Regions from separate parts of the Homo sapiens genome. Here region 1 is linked to region 2. The links are chromatin contacts, found by Hi-C or POLR2A ChIA-PET in ENCODE. All regions are on one chromosome and are shown on one strand. The core of a region is the stretch at or near the end of the contact, and the rest is flanking DNA. Distances in the headings are between cores, read along the strand shown.

The links. A loop is a pair of places that touch in the nucleus more often than their neighbours do. ChIA-PET counts read pairs that join two places held with the same protein, here RNA polymerase II (POLR2A). Pooled maps may share reads with other maps.
Region 1: a map of psoas muscle shows a loop between it and region 2 (2.2-fold over the local background). The contact joins two enhancer-like sites. A Hi-C loop is called at or near these places in 1 of 168 maps with a recorded cell type or tissue (psoas muscle), 1 of 37 single-sample maps with no recorded cell type and 2 of 50 pooled maps. POLR2A ChIA-PET finds 5 or more read pairs at or near these places in 3 of 52 experiments (K562, MCF 10A and OCI-LY7).

Annotation. Positions count from the first base shown.
Region 1 is chr6:163,819,411-163,822,577 of GRCh38, reverse strand. No RefSeq gene overlaps it. Among named protein-coding and RNA genes, the nearest start is that of QKI, 410 kb to the right of the region's middle. Within about 2 kb of position 1,322, at least 2 of the 41 ENCODE cell types and tissues checked have a DNase peak (open chromatin) inside an H3K27ac peak, as active enhancers do; they include psoas muscle, where a contact is called at or near this core.
Region 2 is chr6:163,779,473-163,782,783 of GRCh38, reverse strand. No RefSeq gene overlaps it. Among named protein-coding and RNA genes, the nearest start is that of QKI, 370 kb to the right of the region's middle. RefSeq lists an enhancer at 1,223-1,757. Within about 2 kb of position 1,648, at least 6 of the 41 ENCODE cell types and tissues checked have a DNase peak (open chromatin) inside an H3K27ac peak, as active enhancers do; they include psoas muscle, where a contact is called at or near this core.

The sequences.
Region 1 (3,167 bases), core at 73-2,572, 40 kb before region 2:
ATCATTTAATACCTTTGCACTTTCAGAGAAGTTATTTATTCCTTTGAAGCTTAAATATCTTGCTCAGTAAAATGGGTTGAGAATGGTATCTTCCTCCCTGGAAGGGTAAGCTGAGATCTCAGGTGGGTGATAGCTGAGCCCAGCACCCATTGCCTTTGAAAGTGCTGGAAACCTGTGAGCTGGCACCATTGTTGTTGGTGCTATTACCACCTCCCGGGAAGCAAGACTTCCAGTCCTGCTCAAGCTCCCCGGCACCCTTGCTTGGGCCATGCTAGAACTGGGTGCATGGTGCTCCTCGGATACTCATGCACCCATCCTGCAGAGGCAGCTGCCCTGCAGTGGGTTGCTCTTTGAAGGACGTACTTTTTAAATATTCTCATGCACTAGCCTGCTCGTCTCCTCTAGTTCAATGGTTTTCCTAAAAGAGATGAAAGGAGTGAACTAGATGTTACTGAAGCAGTGGAAATTCGAAAACGGTGAATGGGTGGCAGAGAGGCAAAATTTTTATCTAGTTCCAGTGATTTTTAAGATTTGCCAGTCATTGCCCACCAACATCTCAGAATCACAGAAGCCCCCAGCCACTTCCCCCCCATCTCTGCCTTCCCATGTTCCAGCTGTCACTCCCACCCACGGCATGGGGCAAACCCCTGCCACTAAGCCCCAGAAACGCTGAGGCTCCTCTCTGCTTCTAAAAAAATATGCTGAAAGTGAAAAAGCAGACGGCATTAAGAAGTAAAAAAATCAATCCTACAACTTGTTTAAGCAAAGTAAGTTCCATAGGAAGCCCTAAAATAATGACTGTCAAGGGAAGTGCTGTTATGGTTGGCATATTCATTGGTAGCAGACAAAATTATGTTGTTTGAAACTTGCCAATCCAGTAGTGCAGAGAAAGTTGGGGGATGAGGATCCTATTTCTAATCTACTGCCTTCTTTAAAGAAGGCACTTAGGATCAGCTGCCCTGAGGGGAATTGGAGACTTGTAAGGTAAAAAAGCCAGTTCTGGCAACAAGGTTAAAGTTCTAGTAAAGTCGAAGTGCCCGGATTACTATGGTAAAGACTTTTTTGGGGTAGGAGTTGTCCATGATGTCATGTTTCATACTGAGGTTTCAGGGAAGCACTGGGCAAGGCCAGCCATCTCCTCTCCCTCCCTCAACTGCCCAGCTGTCTATTATACCAGCCCCTGAGAGCCCTGAGGAGCAAAACCACCCCCAGGAGGCACCGTTCCCTGCAGGACATGCCAGCTGAGCTTCTGCCCACAGGCTTTCCCTTCTGAGCCCCTTCAAGCGAGGGGAGGAAGCTGGGCTGAGTGTCAGGCCTTGTCATTTTAGACAGCGTGCAGATGCCCTGCGGTGATGTCACCAGCCACCCGAGCTCAGAGATGTCAGATACCCGCAGCCCAATTCATCATGAAGCTGGAAATATGACAGTCCTGGGAGAAACACTGACAGACAGGCAGAGCCCATGTGGCTTTGTCAAATTAAGAAAAATAAAGGCTGGAAGACTGTTTCCATAGATATGCTAATGAATTTTGATTTGGGAAGAAAGAGGAACCCTGATTTTAGATGGAATTGCTACCAAATGTTCTCAGATCTAGTGCACAGCACATTCCCGACTACAACACGTCACCCCAATTGGGAGTCTATGGAGCTCCGATAGCAAGGGCAGAATAGCTTGCTTGAAAGCAGGAACTACACAAGAGGGTATTTCATGAAGCATTTTTGTTAGCCCTAAAATACTGTGCAATTCTAGGAGGGTAAAAATGGGTTCAATGTGGCAAATGTCTATAGATCACCAGCCTCAGTGTGCTGCCATGCACGGTGCCATGGAAGAAACAACGGTAAGAAACACATAACTCGTGGCATGAAGACTCTTAAATTCTAAGGAATAATTAGACAAAGACAAAGACGCTACAAAATAGGGAGCAAAATGTCCGTGTCAGTGAGAAGCCCCAGGTGCTGTAGAGATTCAAAGAAGAGAGAGATCCGGTCAGGTGCATGGGGATGAGGGAGGGTTTTAGCAAGGGCCTTGCAGGACAGAAGTTTAGAAATTATCTCGAAAAACAGAATTAGTGAACAGATAGGTGAATTCCAGCCTTAGGGAACCACATAAAGCCATAAAGACACAACCATGAAAGTGCAGGTATGAGGGGAATTCGTCCACCCATTCATTAGCGAATTCCGCAGTTACCAAGGACCCGGTACGTGCCCGGCACGTCTCCAGGCGGCAGAGGCAGAGCGGTGAATGACACAGACTGCCAGAGCGCCAAGCATCAGGCCAGAAACGCATCCGTGGGAGGTATCGTGGAGCACGGCAGTCCAGTAGGAGATGGGATGGAGTGTGGCTGCGCGGCTACTGAATAAAGGGTCAGGTGTGTGCTCAGTGAGTCACACTCAGGCTGAGGGCTAGATGATGGAGCCCACTCGGGAGGAATGAGTCCCGGTGGAGGGAGGAGCCAGCCCACAGCCGAGGTGGGAATGATTGCCTGTCTGCAGGCCAGTGTGGCTGGAATAGCGGAGGGGAGAGAAGGGGCTCAACGTGAGGACCAGGGAGCTACTGAACTGTGCCCGCCAGGGGACAAGGTTGGGTTTTATCGTAGGCGAGTTGGGACACCTATAGAGATTCTAAGCAAGAGGTGATAGGATCTGATCCATGTCTTGGAAAGACGGTGTTGGGTGCTGAGTGTGAAGGACCAGGATGGAAGCAGGGACTCCTGCGGAGAAGCCTTTTCCACGGGCTGGGGCAAGACACCATAATGGTGTGCACAGGTGAGGCTATGGTGGGCACGCTTGAGGATGCTCCCAGGGTTCAAAACGGCAGCTCCTACTTGTGTTCTTGAAATAAACCCGGAAGAAGAAAAGAGAATGGCAAGATTTTTGCCTTAAGCAACTGCTGGACCTAGTTTGTGAGATGAATATGGCTGTGTGAGGGCAAATTTATGAAGGAAATTCTACTTTGGCCAAATTAAGTTTGAGATTACCATAAGGATTCACAGTAAGACATCAAGAAGGAATACACACACACACACACACACACACATACACATTGTTGACAAAGAAAAAAATGGAAAAAAAAGGCAGTAGTTGAAAGAGGAGGTGGGGTAAGCTTTTTTGTTTTTTATGTTTTTATTTTTGAGATGGAGTTTCACTCCTGTTGCCCAGGCAGGAGTG
Region 2 (3,311 bases), core at 399-2,898:
AGCCAGCCTCTGACTGCTCCTTCATCCCCATCCGCCTTGACTTCCCTTTAAGCAAAGGACTTTGGAGAAGCTCCCTTTTCCCTGAGACAGGACTGTTGGATTCTCCTCTCCCACTGGCACTTACCCCGCCCTGGAGCACCGTGCTGTGGGCATTCAGCACTCACAATGTCCCCGCCCACACATTCCTGAATGCAGGTTTGACTTCCCATGCACTCCTTTACTTACTGAGCTTACTTACTTACAGGTTACTCTTATCTCAGTTTCTCCAAAGCTGGGGTGCGTGGGGGGTGTTTTCCTTGATCTCCTTCTTGCTTGTATATGATTTCTTTTTATTTTTTTTCTTTTTTTGAGACAGAGTCTCGCTCTGTTGCCCAGGCTGGAGTGCAGTGGTGCTATCTTGGCTCACTGTAACCTCTGCCTCCCGGGTTCAAGTGATTCTCCTTCCTCAGCCTCCCGAGTAGCTCGGATTTCAGGCGTGCACCACCACACCCAGCTAATTTTTGTATTTTCAGTAGAGACGGGGTTTCTCCATGTTGGTCAGGCTGGTCTCAAACTCCTGACCTCAGGTGATCCACCTGCCTCAGCCTCCCAAAGTGCTGGGATTACAGGCATGAGCCACTGTGCCCGGCCACTTGTACACGATTTCTCAAAGAAGAGGAGGCAACACCTTCTTTACACCATCCCCTGAATTGGGGAAGTCACCTTATCCTCCTCATAGGTCTTTTGGAAAATCATTATCTAACATAGATAACTATTCTTTCATTCGACCAATACATGGTTAGAGCTTGCTGAATATTCACTGCTGTACTAAGTGCTATGGATATTGCCTGACGAAGTGGGAGGCTAGAAGATTTGACATTATGGATTTGTTTATTTATTTATTTATGTTTTTTTTTTTTTTTTTTTTTGAGACGGAGTCTCACTCTGTTGCCCAGACTGGAGTGCAGTGGCACGATCCCTGCTCACTGCAATTTCTGCCTCCTGGACTCAAGCAATTCTCCTGCCTCAGCCTCCTGAGTAGCTGGGACTACAGGAGTGCGCCACCACTCCTGGCTAATTTTTGTATTTTTAGTAGAGACAGGGTTTCACCATGTTGGCCAGGCTGGTCTCGAACTCCTGATCTCAGATGATCCACCTGCCTCAGCCTCCCAAAGTGCTAGGATTACAGGTGTGAGCCACCGTGCCCAACCTGGATTTATTTTAAAAGAAACAATATGAAAGCTATGCTTGTGGCACCTCAGATGGGAGTAGAGGACTATTTAGGGGGGCTGCTTTTAGCTGGTAAAGGCCCAAATGCCAAGAGACATTTAGATTGGGGTCCAGAGTTATGACCCCATAGACATCGGCAGCTGAATTTTAACAAATCCACAGATGATCAAAATTCTGTCCTGGAGCCAGCAATTTACTCTGGTTGGAAATGTAAGCCCCAGGCAGCAGCTGTTTTTGACCCTCACCCTGGCATGGAGTCTTTCTCACAAATGGCCCTCACAGCTGGGAGTTTCAAACAGTCTATTCTTTCAAAGCAGTTGTTCCCTAAAGCATTTGTCCTGTCTGCCCAGGATTTTCCAGAGCCCGGGACCAACGTTACTGGAGTCAGCCTGTTGTTCCACACCGAAGCACAGGCCAGCTGCCCACCCAGGGCTGGCAGTGAATCTGAGGCCGAGCCCAAATGGTATCAACTTACTTGCAGCTGTCCTTACCAGAAGCCCAATAGGCCCTCAGCATAATTCCCCTACGTGTTTAAAAAAAAAAAATCTTTCTATGCTGTGGTGAGAAGACTCATAGACTCTGCTTTCTTCTGCACAGCTCTGACAGCAGGGAGGTAAACTCGATGTCCAAAGAGATGATGCAAAATTGATTTCTCATTAAAGTAGAAATTTTAAACTTAAACAGGGAAATATCATCCTTTTACAAAATACTGCTTATTTAGGGATCTGGATAACTTGCATGTATCAAGAATTCTCCTACATTGGTATTTCCACAGTGGGGACAGTGGTTGAATCGCTAGAAGTTACAAATATTCCTCTTTCAAAAGCAAAGAAACAGGGTGATTGATTACCTCAGGTGGGAAAAGAGCAACACAAGGCTATTATGCAAGTGTTTTTGGTCAATCAGCTGTTTCAACACAAAGGGAGAGAGAAGTTCTTGATTAGGTGAGCCCTGATAATTAAGGGTGACCTTCACTGAGGGAAATTTATTCAATTTATCAATAGTTAATAATGAAAAGTCATCTCACCTGAAAAGGATGCATCATAAGCAAAATGGGGCTCTTCAAGGAACTTGTCTAAATAGGAAATACTATTTTCACTTAAGTTTAATTTGATGACAACCATATAATAATATACTTTTTTTGTTTAATATTCATGCATGTGGGTTTTTTGCAGACTCTTAGAAGATTATTTTCTGAGTATTAGCTTCTCAATCTCAAACTTCTTAAAGGTTAAACCAATGGTGATGAAGACTCTCTCTGTCAAATCTCTTTCTCAGTTAAAAAGAAAAAAAAAAACATCCAAGGTGTTTAAGAGAGTCACTGAACTTCATGAATGCATTTAAAGCCAAAAAAAAAAAATCCATGCATGCAACAGAAAAGATTAGAGATTCTGAAGGCACTTAAAATTGTTTATAAAATTTACAGATAATCTGAGGAAAAGTATTCTTATCGAAGTCAACTCAGCTTAGGGTCCTAGTTTCCAAGACACATAAAGCACAAGCATAGATAAATGCAATGTGTCATTCTGAATGATTTGTTTTCTCTTTTCTTTTCAAGTAAACTGAAAACTTGCTGATACCTGCAGCCCAGCTTTCTTTTATTCCCACTGCATGCCCTAACACAAAACTACACATGCTCGTCTAGCGAGTGGATAACAGAAGAAAAATATTATCTACCTGGGCACTCATTATGATGATTAACAAGTGTAACTTCTTTACTCCTCACAACAATCCTCTAAGATGCATAACTGTGTCTGCATTTAACAAAGGGGAGTCATTTTTCCGAATTTGCCCTTCTGGTAGGTGAGCAAGCAGAAACGGCAGCAAACGGCTGAGGGGCTGCCACGTCTGTGCTCTTTTCACTTGCCACACCAACCCTGCCACAAATGTGAGGATGCAATTACAGTCACGTCAGCATGTGCCCCCATGATGAAATGACAGAGGCAGCGTGGTGCAGTGGTTAGGAGCAGCACTGTGGGGGCTGCCTGCCTGGGTCCAGATCTCACCACACTTCTTCCTCAGGCAATTTCATCAACTTCCCTGGGAATGCACTCTCCTCCTAACACGGGGATGGCAGTAGTATCATACCTGGCTCTGGAGTT